2 separate regions of the Mus musculus genome follow, and region 1 is linked to region 2. The links are chromatin loops, found by intact Hi-C in ENCODE. Cell type or tissue: left cerebral cortex. All regions are shown on one strand.

The links. Peaks named below come from ENCODE experiments on the same cell type or tissue, not always from the same donor. Only the 100,000 strongest peaks of a DNase experiment are listed, where the experiment ranks them.
Region 1: it touches region 2 in a loop (2.1-fold over the local background); 3 of 42 quality-filtered maps call a loop at or near these places.

What each region holds. Positions count from the first base shown.
Region 1 is chr9:59,272,687-59,280,686 of GRCm38, reverse strand. No RefSeq gene overlaps it. Among named protein-coding and RNA genes, the nearest start is that of Adpgk, 15 kb to the left of the region's middle. In left cerebral cortex, a CTCF peak has its summit at 7,282 (motif pointing left); no DNase peak of the experiment used is centred here.
Region 2 is chr9:59,193,405-59,201,404 of GRCm38, reverse strand. All of the region lies in intron 3 of Gm33053 (a long non-coding RNA gene), which reads left to right. Among named protein-coding and RNA genes, the nearest start is that of Gm33053, 38 kb to the left of the region's middle. In left cerebral cortex, no CTCF peak of the experiment used is centred here; DNase peaks (open chromatin) are centred at 1,701, 2,675, 3,385, 3,684 and 1 more place; H3K27ac peaks cover 1,375 bases.

The DNA of each region.
Region 1 (8,000 bases), 79 kb before region 2:
CATTAAAGCCTTGCCAATCAGATAGTGAGAAAAGGTACCTGGTAATTTCAGCACGCTCTTCTACAATTATCTCGAGCAGCTGAAACGCTCTCTTTGGTGAGAAAGAAACTGCCTCGGTGAGAGCTCTCTGCAGAAGAGCTCTCGTGCTGTGGCTGGAGGACCCTGGGCTGCCAGAGATGCTCTGGGTTCTCAGATCCCAGAGGTAGGCTCTCTTGGTGTATGCATTTCCTTTGTTTCTCATCACCCACCGTGGGGCCATGTGCTGCCCCAGCTTGTCTGTGTCTTTGTGCTAGTATGTTCATGTGTTCATGTCTCTCTTCTGTAAGAAACTGGCCCACTCACGAGAGCGTAGACTATGCAGTGATCTCTCTGTATTGGAGGAAGGCCGATAACTGGACTTCCTGTAATCAAGAGCGCAGCTTAGGAGAAGATGGAGTAGAGTCCTGCTCATTCTTCACACGCACTCTGCACCTCCCAGGAATCGGCTCCCTTTTCTGCCTGCTCTATTTGTTCCTGGAGTGAAAGCAGCCACCCTGGCCCAACTCTGCTTTTCTTTCAGTTCAAATGGTCATTGCTGCCTAAGGTGTAGCTCAAATTCCCAAGAAATCAACCACTCAGTATGTCTGTATGGGAAGAGGAAACAGACACCAGAGGGCCCATTGTGAGGGGCTGATACAATGATCACAAGCATCCGCTCCGTCTCACATGCCATTCTTGGTAAAGTGTCTGGTTGGATGTTCAAATCATCGTCCAGTATATACAGAGAAAAAGCAGGGACTCTGGAGGGAGGCGGATCTGGGTTTTAGTTGCAGTTGGACCACTTGATGTGTATTAGGGCCTTGATTTCTCCTGGTCTGATGATTTCATCTGTAGTCAAACAGTATCCACCTCACGGACCAGTATGAGGGCCAAATGACCCAATATATGATGGACTTCCAACATGAGTGCTCAGCCAACATGTTCTATCTCTTACAAGTGGCATTTTGATGGTCACACTTTCCCAAGTCACAATTTCACAGAGCATTACAATTTCAGAAGCAGAGAGAATCCGTTCCCCAGCTGTGCCCATTCGATGGTGGCCCCAGGCCTGGGCAGGAATGTGGGAATGGCAAGGTCTGTCCCGACCTGCCCTCTTGTGACACTAAATTGCCGTATGCTGGTAAACTTCAGCCACACCCGTGTGAGCGGCCTCATTCAGCATGTTGGCTCATGCTTCAGACCTTTGCTTTGTCATAGATTGTCCTCTCTACAGTGTTCTCACTGAAAATACGTCCCTAGGGGTGCTGTGGAGACTCAGTCAGTGATGTACCTTCCGTGCAAACATGGGGGCCCAAGTTCAGAATCCTGGCACCCACGCAAAAAGCCAGGCACAATGGTGTGTACTCGTAATCCTAGCAATGAAGATCAGAGACAGGAGGATGCCTAGCAAAGTCTGTGAGCTCCAGGTTCAGCAAGAGACTCAGACGTGATGGTGAACTCAAACAGCTGGAAGGAAGCAGGCACCAAGGATGTTTAGATAAAGTTCAGATGTGAGCTAGTTTGCACACAGGATGTAGGTTCACTGGGGTGGGAAGTGCTTAAGGAGATAGGAGGAGAGTTGTGTGCTGGTAAGATTCTCCTCCCTTCTTTCAAAAATTATTCTTAGTAATTTAATATATGAACACAATTTATTTAGATCATATCCACCCCAGGTTTCCCGACGCCAACTCCTCTCAGACCTGCCTCCCATGTGCCCCTCCCTACTTCATGTCTTCCTCTCCTCCTCCTCAATGCTGGAGTGCTGGCTGACTTCATCTTGTGCAGTCTTGCATCAGCAACCATGGATGCTGTAAGTTCACGAGTGCAATGGCTGTCAGGTCCAGAAGACATTATAAACCGGCAATCATCCTTGACCTCTGACTCTTAACAATCTTTCCTCCTCTTCTTCCTTGACTGTCCCTGAGCCTTGGAGGGGAAGGGTGTGAGATTCGGTTTCTTGATTTAGGTCCTAGCCTACTGAATGTGCCTACCTCATAAGAATTCACCTATCAGCAAATCTTCATCTCTCATATGTATGCTATGATTCATTAACATTTCGGCAATACAAACTGGACTTCATATAATATTTTTTGTATGTCTCTATATATACATAATTATGTTAGTGTGAGCATGTGTGCATGCATGTGTGTGTGTGTGTAGGCTTGAGGCTATCTTTCTTGGTTGCTCTCTATTTGCTTGTGCCTGAGCACAGAGCTCATCATTTTAGCTAGGTTGGCAGGCCGATGACCTCTGGGTATCTGTCCAACTCTGCTGGGATTACAAACAGTTGCCACCACACCCAGTTTTTATTGCCTGGGTGCTGCACAGCAAGCTTTTTACTGACTGAGCCATCTCTGCAGCCCCATGGACTTCATATAATCGGAAGCACAGAAGACTTTCTCAAGCCAAGTTTGGAAACCCAGATCTAAAAGATAGATATTTTTGCCTTTAAGTATGCATTTTTAATACATTTTGTGGCAAGATGTTGTAAGCAAAGTCAAAAGACAAACAGATTTAGAAAATAGATTTGCAATGCAGATGATAGACAAAGGTTAATCACTACAATATGCAAAGAGCTCTTATAAATTGATAATAATAAAAAAAGACAAAAATCCAAAAGCGAGAACAGGCAATGAATAAGTTGTTCAGAAGGGGAAAAAAATCAAACTGTATGGAAAGATGCTCACATTCATTAGAATGCAGGGGAATGCAAATTAAAGTAATAAAAGATACTCATTTGCACCCTTCTGGCTGACAAAATTAAAAGAGCTCTACAGCGATTGCATGTTGTGGGGAAAACCCCCCTGCTCTCAATCATTGCTGGTGGAGATGTAAATTATTATAGCATTTTTGGAATTCAATCCGGAAAAATCCATCAATATTAAAAATACATATGCCTTTTGACCTAGCAATTCCACTCCTGGGAATCTAGGCCTGGAAAATGAAAGCAGCTAAGGGCCCGTGGGTGGGGGTGTCTATCCCAACACTGTTTGTTGATGTGTTCGTGGTGTGTGCCTGTGCCTCTGCATGTGCACACACAGTGGAAACAAAGCAAATGCCAGGAGCAGAGAAGCAGTAAGAAGAGCTGCTCTCCTTTAGAGCTCAAAGCAAGAGGCCCAAGGTTTCTTAGCACACAAAGTCCTTCTCCTGGGGCGGAAGTGGACAGTGGGTAGCAACCTGCCCTCCTTGATTTAGCCAAGACATTGACACCAGCGTAGGCATGGCGGGGAGATTTTCTAGTATGGAACCCCTCTCAATAACACTCAGGTCCTGTCACTTCAGGATCAAAGAAAGAAGAACAACAAAAGAAGGTTACAAAGGTGGCTCTTGGGAACATCTATTATCCCACCTAGTCTGGCTTTCCCAGGCCAAGCTAGGCAAGCATCTCCATGATGAGACATAGAATCAACAGCAAAGAATGATTTCTAAAACCCACACCCCTCTTCTGCTAGGAAGGTAGCCCCAACAGGACTCTTACGGGAAAAGACAACCTAGCATATGTGGAAATGTTTGAAACTATAACCAAGCCACTAAACTACATTAAAATGTTCTATTCTACACCAAAAAAAAAAAAACATATTCGTAGGACAAAAAGCAGATCTTGTCGAGGTTTGGTCTGCTGTTATGTATTGCAATACTAAATTCTAGCATGAAGGTATAGGCCTAGGAGTGACTTCTTTTGTTTACAAGCTTCTGTTGGGCAGTCCTTTCTTTCTTTCTTTCTTTCTTTCTTTCTTTCTTTCTTTCTTTCTTTCTTTCATTTATTTAATTAATTAATTTATTTATTTTTGGTGGTTTATCGAGACAGGGTTTCTCTGTATAGCCCTGGCTGTCCTGGAACTCACTTTATAGACCAGGCTGGCCTCAAACTCAGAAATCCGCCTGCCTCTGCCTCCCGAGTGCTGGGATTAAAGGCATGCACCACCACGCCTGGCTAGTCCTTGTTTCTTAGTGTAATACTATTGGTTAGATAAAACTGACTACAGCCAATTACTGGAGGGATTAGAGGTAGGTGGGTTTGGGGTGACCTGGTTGGAGGAGAGAGACAAGGGAGAAGAAAGGAGAGGAGAGGAGGAAGCCAGGGGGAGATGGACGATGAGCACACAGTCAGGAGAAACAGCAAGTACCTGGGGTACAGCACTGGGGAGGCAGCCAGGCCTGCAGTTAGAAGACTAGATTAGGGATTTACCCCTAGTAATTGTCAAAGCCAAATAAAATATAGTCTGAGCCTCATTTATTTGTAAGCTAGTCAGGGATAAACTTCAATTGCTTGTACTACAAGATCCTTTATTTCTTTTTTATTTCCATGGCTCTAGGGATTGAGCCAGGTCCTTATGCGTGCTAAGCATACACTCTTCCACTGAGTTGACTGTTCCACATAGCCCAAGACTGGGCTGAGGATGGTGCTGGCCTGCAGTCTTCTTACCTTAGTCTCCTAAGTGCTCGGATTATAGGCACATGCCACCATGAGACATGTGTAGTTATGGTTGGAATATAGTTCTCTGATAGAGTGCTTACCCAGAATACCCTTGGCTCAATTAACACCACCACCACCACCACCACCACCACCATCACCATACACACACACACACACACACACACACACACACACACACTTTGTAACATATTTTCATGGAATTTAACTTTGTTGCTTTCCTTATTGCAAAATTACTAATTATGTTGTTACAATCAAGATTTTTGCACAACTTATATTCTCTTGGCAGTGATATGAAATTGGTCCATCCTTTTTGAGTCACTGTAATTTTAAGATAATTTTAAAAATTATTTTTGATCTAGAGAATGCTTTAGTAATACGAGGAATTGCCATCAAAATTGTAAAACAATCTTTAAATTTGGAAATTGAATTGTAAATTCTGCTTAACTTAGTCGGATATTTTAGTGACGTTGCTGAGAGGATATAGTCACCGAGGTCTGGAAAGATGTCTCGGGAGCTGGGAGTGCTCCTTGCTCGGCCAGAAGGCCCAAACTCAGTTTCCAGTATCACTTTGGAACACTCACAGCTGCTGTAACTCTAACCCCAGGGAGTCTGACGCCCTCTTTTGGCCTCCATAGCGCATGCACATAGACACATACAAATAACATTTTTTAAAAGAAATCATCACCAATTCAGAAAACACTGCACATTATTTTAATTTCAATGGAGAAATGTCTACCTTTTAAATGACAATTACATATTGGATAATATGAGGAATCTTGTAGTAACAGAGAGAGCTGACCTCATATGAAATAAATCCAAAGGTCGATGGATGTAGGAGGTGGTTCTGAGGTTTTGACCGGGAATTTGCGTGTGAATGCTGAAGGTCCTGACCCCAATTGGTTCTTGATCGATTAATAAACACTTTAGTGGCCAATGGCTGGACGAAAGAGGCAGGACTTCTAGGTTCCCATAGGAAGGCTAAGAGACACAGGAGGACGAAAGAGGATTTGCCATGCTTTGGAGGGAGAGAGAGCCACTAGTCACGTGAGATTTCTGATAGTGTCGCCATTGGCCGCTTCCCCGACTGGGCCTGGGGTAGCAGATGGGAGATTAGAAACGCAACTAAACTGAGGGCAGATTTAAAGGTGTTGAGCTAGGGCTAAAGGTAACTGAGCAGCTAAGCCGATGGAAGAATTAGAGGTGTTGAGCTGGGAGTGAAGGTAAGGATACGTTAGCCGCAGGAGGCTTAGAATTATCTGGCCATTGAGCTAAGAAACATATTAAAAATAATCTCGTGTGTGTGTGTGTGTGTGTGTGTGTGTGTATTTCATCTCCGGATCCAAGGAAAGCAGGCGGTGGTAGTGCAGTCCGCCCGGAGCTTAGCTACCCACTACAGACAGACGGAAGCGATACTGTGGCTGAAAGTTCTTGGCCACCATAAGTAGCTGCCAATACCACGCTAATGTGTGAGCCCCTCCTGCAGTGGAGCAGAAAGACCAATATGAGATGGTCAGGAGGCCCTACTGGGAAATGGGGTTGCACTACGGAAGAAACCACCGCAGTCTCACTATCTGTGCAACAGGATTTGACAAGTTAATTAATTTGTCTTTTTCTTACCTAAGTGCCTCTGCCACTCAAACCCTTCCTGAAATCTGAAGTGGCTTCTGCCTCTGGTGTTGGCAGAGAGGCAACCCAGGAACCTGTGTGACATCCAGACACATCTGCATTGGCTTCTGCTTCGGGAGACACAGGGCCAAAGGTTGGAGAGCTCTGTTACCCTGGGGCCTGAACAATGTTGCCACGGGGGTTGATGTTCTGGCTGTTGTCTGTTGAGATGCTGGTGCTGAGCGCGCAGAGTCCTTGTGTTTGTGACATGTTGAGATTTCGACAGACAGGCTTCTTGAACTTTGCGTTCTGCAACATCTGATCTTTAATTTCCCACTCTAATAAAGCCATTCTTCTGTAAAAGTTGAAAAAGAAATAAATCGCTAGAAAAGCAAAAATAAAAAAAATAAATCTATACAAGTATCAGTATTTTTATTTCTCTCTCAAATTTCCTCCATACCTGATTGAATAGTCATGTAACAAGAACTTAGAGGCTGATTTTGCTGAGAGAGAGAGAGAGAGAGAGAGAGAGAGAGAGAGAGAGAGAGAGAGAGAGAGAATAAGGGTCTGGAGGGATGGCTCAGTAGTTAAGAGTGCTGGTCGCTCGAGGAGTGGTGGTACATGCCTTTAATCCCAGCACTTGGGAGGCAGAGGCAGGCAGATTTCTGAGTTCGAGGCCACCCTGGTCTACAGAGTGAGTTCTAGGACAGCCAGGGCTATACAGAGAAACCCTGTCTCGAAAGACCAACCAACCAAACAAACAAACAAAAAGAGTGCTGTTGTTCTTCCAAGGGACCTAGGTTCAATTCCCAGCACCCACATGGCAGCTCTTGTCTGTAACTCAAGTTTTAGGGGACCCAACAGATATACATAGAAGCAAAATACCAATTAACATAAAATAAAAATAAACTATACATTTAAATCCCAGATGGTGGGTTCACATGCTGTTAATCTTAACACTTGGAGGTAGAGGCAGGCAGATCTCTGAGTTCAAGGCCTGGTCTAGAGAGTGAGTTCCAGGACAGCCAGGACAGCCATGGCTACACAGAGAAACTTAGTCTTAGAGGTGGGGGGAACCAACAAAACAAAACAAAACAAAACAAAACAAAACAAAACAAAACAAAACAAAACAAAAAGACAGGATTGCCTAGTGGTTAAGAGCTAGTACTGCTCTTGCAGGGGACTCAAGTCTGATTTTCAGAACCCATATGGCTGCCTGTAACCCCAGTTCCAGATCAGATGCCCCCTTCTGGCCTCTGTAAGCATCTGCACTCTCATGCCCATACATCTTCCCATATACATAATCAAAAGTGATCTTTTCATAAAAGAATTTCATGTAAAGCTAGTAATCCTTGCTTTTCATGGCTGAAGGCAGCAAGCTTTGAGGAGCAGAGATCTGCAGGCAGAACACCCCATGAGGGGGCTGCACCGACGCAGGGGACTGGACTACCCTTCACACTTTAAAACACCTTGGGCTGGGGGTATAGCTCAGTCAGTGGAGTGGTTGCAAGCATGGATCTGAGTTTGATCCCATTGTAATCCCAGAGCTGAGAAGTTGGAGGCAGACTTCTCAGTGGGGTTTCCTGGGCTTCATTGGCCAATCAGCTCAGCTCAGGTAATGAGAGCCTGTATTTCAAAAATCAAGGACCACAGTGCCTGAGGAACAACGGCTAAGGTTTTCTTCTTGCCTCCAGAGGTACAAAACCAACACGTACCTGAACACACACATAACACACACCACACACACACACACACATCACACATTATTACACACCATAACCATACACATACATCACACATACACACCATACCACACCACACATACACACACACATCACACACCCCTACACATATACACACACCATAGCCATACACATACTTCACACATACACAACACAACACACACACACATACCACACACAAACAGCACACCACAATA
Region 2 (8,000 bases):
CCACTAAGATGAGCAATCTAGGTGGAAAACCAGGAACCAGTTGCCCAGAACAACCCAAGCTGAGGTTTCAGGTGTTAGACAATTGCTTACTACGTGCCTATTCCTTCCACAGATAAAGCAACTACTATATGAGGTGGCCACCCTCACCCACACGCCCCTCAGAAGAACCGGTAAGGGTGTTAGTGAGGGAACTTGGGCTCGAGCAGAGATCAGCTGACCGTCTTTGTCACTGGCAACAGATAATAAGCAGAATAAGCTTTTATCTGTGTCAAAAGATAGAAGTTTGGGTTTGCTGTGAAGGGCCACCACGACCAAGGCGACCCTCACAAGGCAAACATTTAATTGGGGCTGGCTTACAGTTTCAGAGGTTCAGTCCATTATCATCATGGTGGGAAGCATGGCAGGATGCAGGCAGACATGGTGCAGGAGGAACCAAGAGTTTTCTATATCTTGATCCAAAGGCAACCAGGAGGACGGTCTCTTCCGCACTGGGCAGAGTCTGAGAATAGGGACCTCACAGCCCACCTGCACAGTGGCATACTCCCTCCAACAAAACCACACCCCATGGGCCAAGCATATTCAAACCACCACAAGAAATGAGCTCATGTGAGGAGACCTTTCCTTCCCAGTGGTAATGAGGCTTCAGAGTGTTCAGCCTTTCAGTACAGAAAAGCAGCCATCCTGTTGTCCTGTGGTGGTTGTAAGGTCTGTATGAGGACCATAGTTTGGATCCCCAACACCTTCATAAAAGTAGGGCACTGTACTATAGTGGATAGAGACAAGAGCATCCTGGCTAGTCTTGCTGAACCAGTGAGCTCCTGAGTCACCGAGACCCTGCCTCAGAAAAAGTTGAGAGTGATGAAGGAAGACAGTGGACACAACCACTGTGTCCCTGACAGCCCACACCTTCCCCCCACAAGCTCACTCATACATAATACACACACACACACACACACACACAGAGGCATGTGCACATGCATACACAGAATTCTTGAAATCCTTAGTGAATAATTCTGACATGTTTTAATCAGGAAGAAGAACTAATCTTTATCGGTGGAGCACACAGCAGGAGGACTGCTTGGGAGACAGTACAGAAGGGTGTAACCTGACCACAGACCCCTTGATGTTCTCTGGCATGAACCTAAGTTGCTCCCATGGTTAAAGGGCACCTCAGACAGTTGGGGTTTGGTGACTGCAGAACAATTCCCTCGGTGTTTAAGGCGTAGGAAACGTTTGCATTTTGCCCTGAGAAGTGTTCTCTCCGTGATTGCATCCATGTGTGCTTCAGAACGTCCGTCTTCTGCTTCTTATTCATTTACACTTTACACATCAAAAGACCGTTTTGTAAGAGCTACTCGGTGCACAAGGAGTCTCATGAGTTTTCCTTCTAAATGAGCCAGCAACTTTCCAAGAATCAGGAAGCTGCGAGTTGCCAAGAATAAATAAATCAACTCCAGAAGGTTCAAGTTTGGTTTTAAAACTCCGTAAGATTTTAAGTAGGTTCTATATCTGGCTTAACTCCATGTCCTTATCGCAGACATCAAACACAGGATGGAATATTACTCCTGCCACGAAGCTTTCTTTGCAAGCGTTGAATTTAATAATCCTTTTTTTATAATGATTAATTCGAAAGACTGAACAAAAAGTCCTTCCACCGTCGCAGAAGCAGAAGTGAATGTATGGCAGGCTGCTTTTACCTCAAAGTCACGTGGTCTTGGCTCACTCGGTTAGAGAACATGCTATACAGATAAATCTTTGTCTGCCTCGGTTTCCTCCTCAAGAAAATGGAGAGACAGCCCCAGAAGGGGCTAAAACTCCTTGATTAAAAAGAAAAAAAAATCCCAAAGACTGTAGAAGCCAGGGACTTGAGGATTGAGTATTGCTGATCAAGACTTTTTAGTTTGCTGTGGTCATGTTCAACAGTGAAGGAGTTGTAAAAAGTGAAAGTGGGTTAGTGACAGACACATCAAAGAGGCACTCCGGGCTGTTGAGATGGCTCCGTGGGTAAAGTGTCGAGATGGCTCCGTGGGTAAAGTGCTTGCCACCAAGCTTAGCAACCTGAGTGAGACCTCAAGACTCACACAGCGCAAAGAGGGAACCAACTCCCATACACTGTCCTCTGACCTCAACACACATGCCACGGCACGTTTTTACACACACATGTACCCATGTGCACACAGACACTCTACACAAACAAGTGCAATATAAAAATAAATAAAAATTTTGAAAGGAAAGAAAATACATATGGCTGAGAAAAATCAAGGACGATGTTCTGAAGTTGCCGATCTTTTATCCAGATGCCTTTCCCAGGTCAGAGCCCCATCTCCCCAGTGCTGAGGGACTTGGCTGCTGGCAGTCCAGTCCTGTCCTCTTTCTAGACACTTGCCCTTGGCTGATGGAAGCTTCAGGTGTAGGACATTGTAAGTTCACACTGTAGATGCAGGCATTGTGTCAATGGCTGCCAGGAAGACGGTCCACCAGCCCAGTCCTCTTGTCTCTCAGCTGCATGAGCTCAGTGATACACTATGTTTAGGGCTTCATGAAGGATCAGGTGGTAGCTAGAATTCTCCTCATACCCTCTCTAAGAGTTCTGCTTCTTTCTACAGAGCACTCCCTGACGCATTACTTGCTCAAGAACCCCACCCACCCACGTCTCTGGTTTCTTTTTTAAGTGAGGGAGAAGAGAAATGAATTGTGGGAGTAACGTTGGTGCTCTAAGCAGCATTCCAGCTGGGCTCATGTGTTCCACGTGTCCTGGGTGGCCTGAACTATGAATTGATGGATCCTGCAGGAGTACAGGAAACAGAGACACCAGGGATATGGAGCTCTACTGCCTGGGCAGAAGTTTCTTTCTTCCACTGATTTAGCACTGATCCAAGGACCATTAATTACTGTGACAGTGCTGGGCTGGACAGCAACCTTGCTTACCCCTTTCGATTTGTGCCCTAACCTAATGGAGTTGGATCTGGCAGATGCTGAGGCTCCAGGAGCAGGCTGAGAAGGGGAGGGGACAGGGCAGGGGCTGAGCAGCTTATTTTCTTCCCAGGAGGCAGGGGAATCCAGGGTTTGAAGGGAGAAACACCCATGTTCAGCCGCCACCACAGAAGACAGTCTGAAAGGAGACAGTATGGATCCCAAACCCTGCTAGACTTGCCTGCTTTTAAAATGGGGGAGACACTGGGGGAAGCATCCAGATGGAAAAGAGCTAATTTAAATAATCATGCTCTTTTTATGGTTTTTGGTGGTTGTTCTTTCCCCATGAAATGATACCAAAGGAAAATTTCAACCTGGAGCACGAGTCACAGGTTTGGGACTCCATATGGGGAACTGAAACGAAGTCCCGTGGGACTCTGGGCCAGGATCTAGTTTCCTCCTACTTGAAGCTGCAGGTCTCCTGTGAGTTCACTCAAACACTTTTCTAGATGGACTTCCTTTCCTAGGGTCTCCGGTTGGTGTATATGACCAGAGGGGACTCCCTCAGGGGAAGGCGACAGATCTGTCCTCAAGGGGAATGTAGGCGAGGCTAAGTGAAGAGAGGACATTCTGAAAGCGCCCGTCCGGGAAGATAAGAATCCAGGCTAAGCTAGTTCAGGAGAGAATCCCACATGCCTGCAAGTTGGGATTCTCAAGGGAGACAGAAAGTGAAGACGAGACAGCAGCTGGTGGTAGGCATCAGCAGATGGCCGGCCTCGCTGCTGGAGACCAACAGTGATCCCAGACAAAGATGCCATCCTGGAGAGAGGAGGCGGCTGCGCTGGCTCTTCTGTAGGAGGCCTGGGCCAAGCTAGGAAGAGCTACCTCCTGCCTTCTGCCAGGAAGTGGGGTAACGGAAGGAGGAGTAGTGGCTTTCAACGGCTTTCATCCGTCTGTTAGGTTTTTAAATTTTTAGTGCTGAGGATTGAACTCAGAGCCTTGCACATGCTTAGGAAAGTACTCAGCCACCGAGCTACATCCCCGGCCTCAGCTTTCATCATTAAGACAGCCAGGAAGCTAAGAGACAGATCAGAGAGCGGTAGAGTTGTAACCACAGTCTGTCGGTCTGTCCGTGTCTGGAGTGCTCGCTGTATCAGGACCTCTCAGGTTGTCTTATAGGAGTACAAAGAAAGGAAGGGAATGGCTAGACACCACCCCCCTACGCCTCCACCCCCTCCACTCCCCACCCTCACCCTTCCACCCCCCATCCCCACCCCTCCACTCCCCACTCCTACCCCTCCACTCTCCACCCCCAACCTGAGGCGAGCACCCTGACGGGGTGTGTCAAATGGACTAAATTAAAGCATCTTAGATCACAACTTCTTTCAAACTGTAGAGTTCCATCCTTGGGATGCAAGATACTGCTCCGACTTAATGACATTACAGAATTTTTACGCAGCACGTCTTCTATTTGCGATTTCTCTTAGTATCCGAGGTGTAGAAAATCACCCCTTTAAGGGGTCTATTATTTAATATAAATTTGATTAATACCTCTTAAGTTACTATCATTTGAAAATATAACTCGCTAAAACCGTTGAGATTAATTTAAGTGCATGGAGGGAGGTGAGGACCTCATTTTAAAAATAACCTGCAGCTCTCTGGTTGGTTTAAAAAAAAAAAAGGAAAAACAACCGTTTTAAGCATTACAGCAGTAATTAGGACAACAGAGGAGCAGTTGACAGAAGAGAAAACCAGCAGGTTTTCACACCAGCCATGGCTGCTTTTTAAAGTACATCTCTTTTTATTCTTTTGTTGTCTATAATTTCTCATGATTGTGATCATATGATACATACAAAATTATATGGGCTGATTTTTAAAATTGCATCTATTTTGGTAATAAGTGCAATATATTCTGATTAGAGAAAGTTTGGAAAATACATGTGTGTTTTTAAATTTAAAGCAAAAAACCAACTTCAGTTTTGCATATCTCCTTGTAGGAATAATGCTCTATAATTTTGTAACTATATTTCTTGTAAAAATAATGGAGGACAAAGCACGTGCTGAGCTGTAAGCATTGTGAGTTATAACAGACCCTAGGTGAAAGCAATGTAAAGATATGGGGGTTGGGGGATCTGTGAAATGGCTCAGTGGGTAGAGATGCTTGCCACCAAGCCTGAAACAAAGCTTGATCCTGGGGACCCACGTGGTAGAAAGTGAGACTTGATTACCTTCATGTGTTCACAAGTGATATGCCTGTGCCTAAACACATACAGTAAGTAAATAAGTAAAGAGTGATGTGGAGATGGGCAATGGTGGCACGTGCCCTAAACACAAGCCCTCGGGAGGCAGAGGCAGACAGATCTCTAAGTTCAAGGACAGCCTGGTTTGCTGGGCAAATTCTAGTACAGCCAGGGCCAACCCTGTCTTAAAAAACAAAAAAAGTGAAAACAAAACAAAAATAAAAGAAAGGGGAAAAAATAAAACCTCATGCCTTAACGTGACCCATCTCTGTAGAACCTGTGGTCTATCTATCTTCCCCAGATACCATGTTCAGCGGATGGTGAATTGTCCATTGTGATTTTTCGATGACATTGGTGATATAGTTTTAAGTAGATAAACTACTTGGTGTTTTGTCATGCTGTAGACTGAGCGGAGGGTGTCTCTGAGGAAGTGCTCCGATGTACTCTCAGCCTAGTACTGGTTTACAATTAAGACAGGGGGACCAGAGATGCAGCTCAGCCATACAGTGCTTGCCTAGCAAGAGAAGACCTGAGTGTAGTTGCCAGTACCACAGGATCCATAAGTTGTTAGATCTTAATATAAAAACGGGGTGTTGAAATATGCTCACTTTCTTATTTATTTATTTATTTATTTATTTACTTGAGACAGGGTTTCTTATTTATTTATTTATTTATTTGAGACAGGGTTTCTCTGTGTTGCCCTGGTTGTTCTGGAACTTGTTCTGTACACCAGGCTGGCCTCAAACTCAGAGATCTGCCTGCCTCTGCCTCCTGAGTGTTGGGATTAAAGGCATGGTTTGCTCAAATTCTCAAGCATTTTTTTCTGTCAATAAATTTAAAGCTTTAAAAGTAAAAAAAAGTAAGAGATTCTGATTATGTACAGATTTATTTATTATGTATGTGTTGTAGGTGTGTGTGTGCATGTGTGTATGGTCACCTATGCATGTATCTGTATTGGGGCAGGTATGTGCACATGAGTGCAGATGCCTGTGGAGTCCAGCAGAAGGTGCTAGATCCCCTGGAGCTAGAGTCATTGGTGGTTGTAAACCACCCACCTTGGGTACTGGTAACTGCAAGAACAATGCATGTGCGAAAGCACTGAGACATCTCTCTAGTCCTTCACCTTGTTTTTTGAGACAGGCTCTCTCACTGAACCTGGGACTTGATAGTTCAGCTGGACTGGCTGGCCAGTGAGCCTGGGTTCTTCTTGTCTTCCCCTCCCAGTAATGCTTTGGTTACTATGCTGTCCCCTATGGCCTTTACATGGGTGCTGAGGATCCATACCCAAGTCCTCACAGCTCACCCACTTTACCAAGTCCATCTCTCCAGCCCCAGATTTGTTTATCGTTAACATGTCAACCCCATTTTCTTAATCAAATTCTTTTTCCTCTTTCTCTCCCTTTCTCTTTCTGTCTCTCTATGTCTGTCTTTCTCATACACTCATAGAGAAAGAGAGAACACATGATTTTCTTATTGTGTGTATGGATGTTTGTGTATACAGATGCATACATCTATGAGTGTGTGTGCAGAGGCCACAGGAGGGCATGGAGTGTCTTCATTTACCAATCTCTGATTTATTCCTTCAGGCAGGGTCTCTCTCTGAAACCAGAGCACACATTTCTCACCTAGGTTGGAGGGCACTAAGTCCTAGCAATCCTTCTGTCTCCACTCCCCAAAGCACCGGGGGTTACAGGTGTGATGAGACTGTGTCCAGATTGTTATATGGGATCTGAACTTATGTTCCCATGGTTGTGCAGAAGCAAACACCCTTAGCCATTGAGTCATCTCTCCAGTCCCTGAGTGTGACATTTTTATGACCCATTTCATGGTAAGATATAGACACATATTTCTCCTATACCCCTAAAAATTATTTGAGTATTTATTTAAATATGTGTTTGTTTATCTGTGAGATATGGGAGATGTGTGCACCATACTGTACACATCGAGTCAGAAGAAAACCTATGGGAATTGATTCTTTCCCTCTGCTCTATGGTTCCCGGCGATCAAACTCAGGTTATCAGGCTTGGCGGCAAGTATTTTACCCACTGAGCCATCTCATCTGTCCACACTTGGCTCCTTGGCGCGATTCCCAGGGGTCAAACTCAGATCCTCAAGCTTTCGAGACAAGCGCGTTATGGACTGAGTCGTCTCCCCAGGTCCCTAACCACTTCTTTAGGTCTCTTCTGATCCAAATCCCGGAGAATGTACTGTGCTAGACTCTGGGTCTTTAGAGCCCTGTACCCTTTCATCTAATGAGTGTCCTGTTCCTTGATTCTGAGGAGCCATGTCACTTTGCTCAGCTCCGCTGCTGGAAGGGGAGAGATAAGCCCGTGGGCAGTAATGCTTTCTGAACAAGGTATCAACAGCACAAAGGATGTGCTTTCTGGGGGCAACAGCCACACAGCAGGCAACACATGCAGCCAGAAAATGGTAAAGCCAGCTTTCGGTTGGGGTAGTGTCTTGAAGAGAACTGCAGGAACCCACCCAGGGTAGCCCTTTGGAGTTCAGCTTCACCTCAGGTACAGACTGCCCCTGGATACAGGCAGTTCAACAGAATTAAGCAAACTAAAATCAAAGACAGCTTAATCACCATTTGCCATTATTATTTAAACTTAAAAATAATTTTTGTTTTGCTGGGGAGAATAGTTTTAGCTACAGAAAACTCAAGCAGAAAGTAGAAATTACTCTCAAATATCCATTCCCCCTCCACCTCACCCCAATTTACACTACTATTAATAACTTGTATTAGCGTAGTACATTTGCTCCGGTTAGTGATCCATTATTATTAATTAACACCATGACTTATGATAGTATTCACTCTCTGTATTGTACATTCTGTGGGTTTTG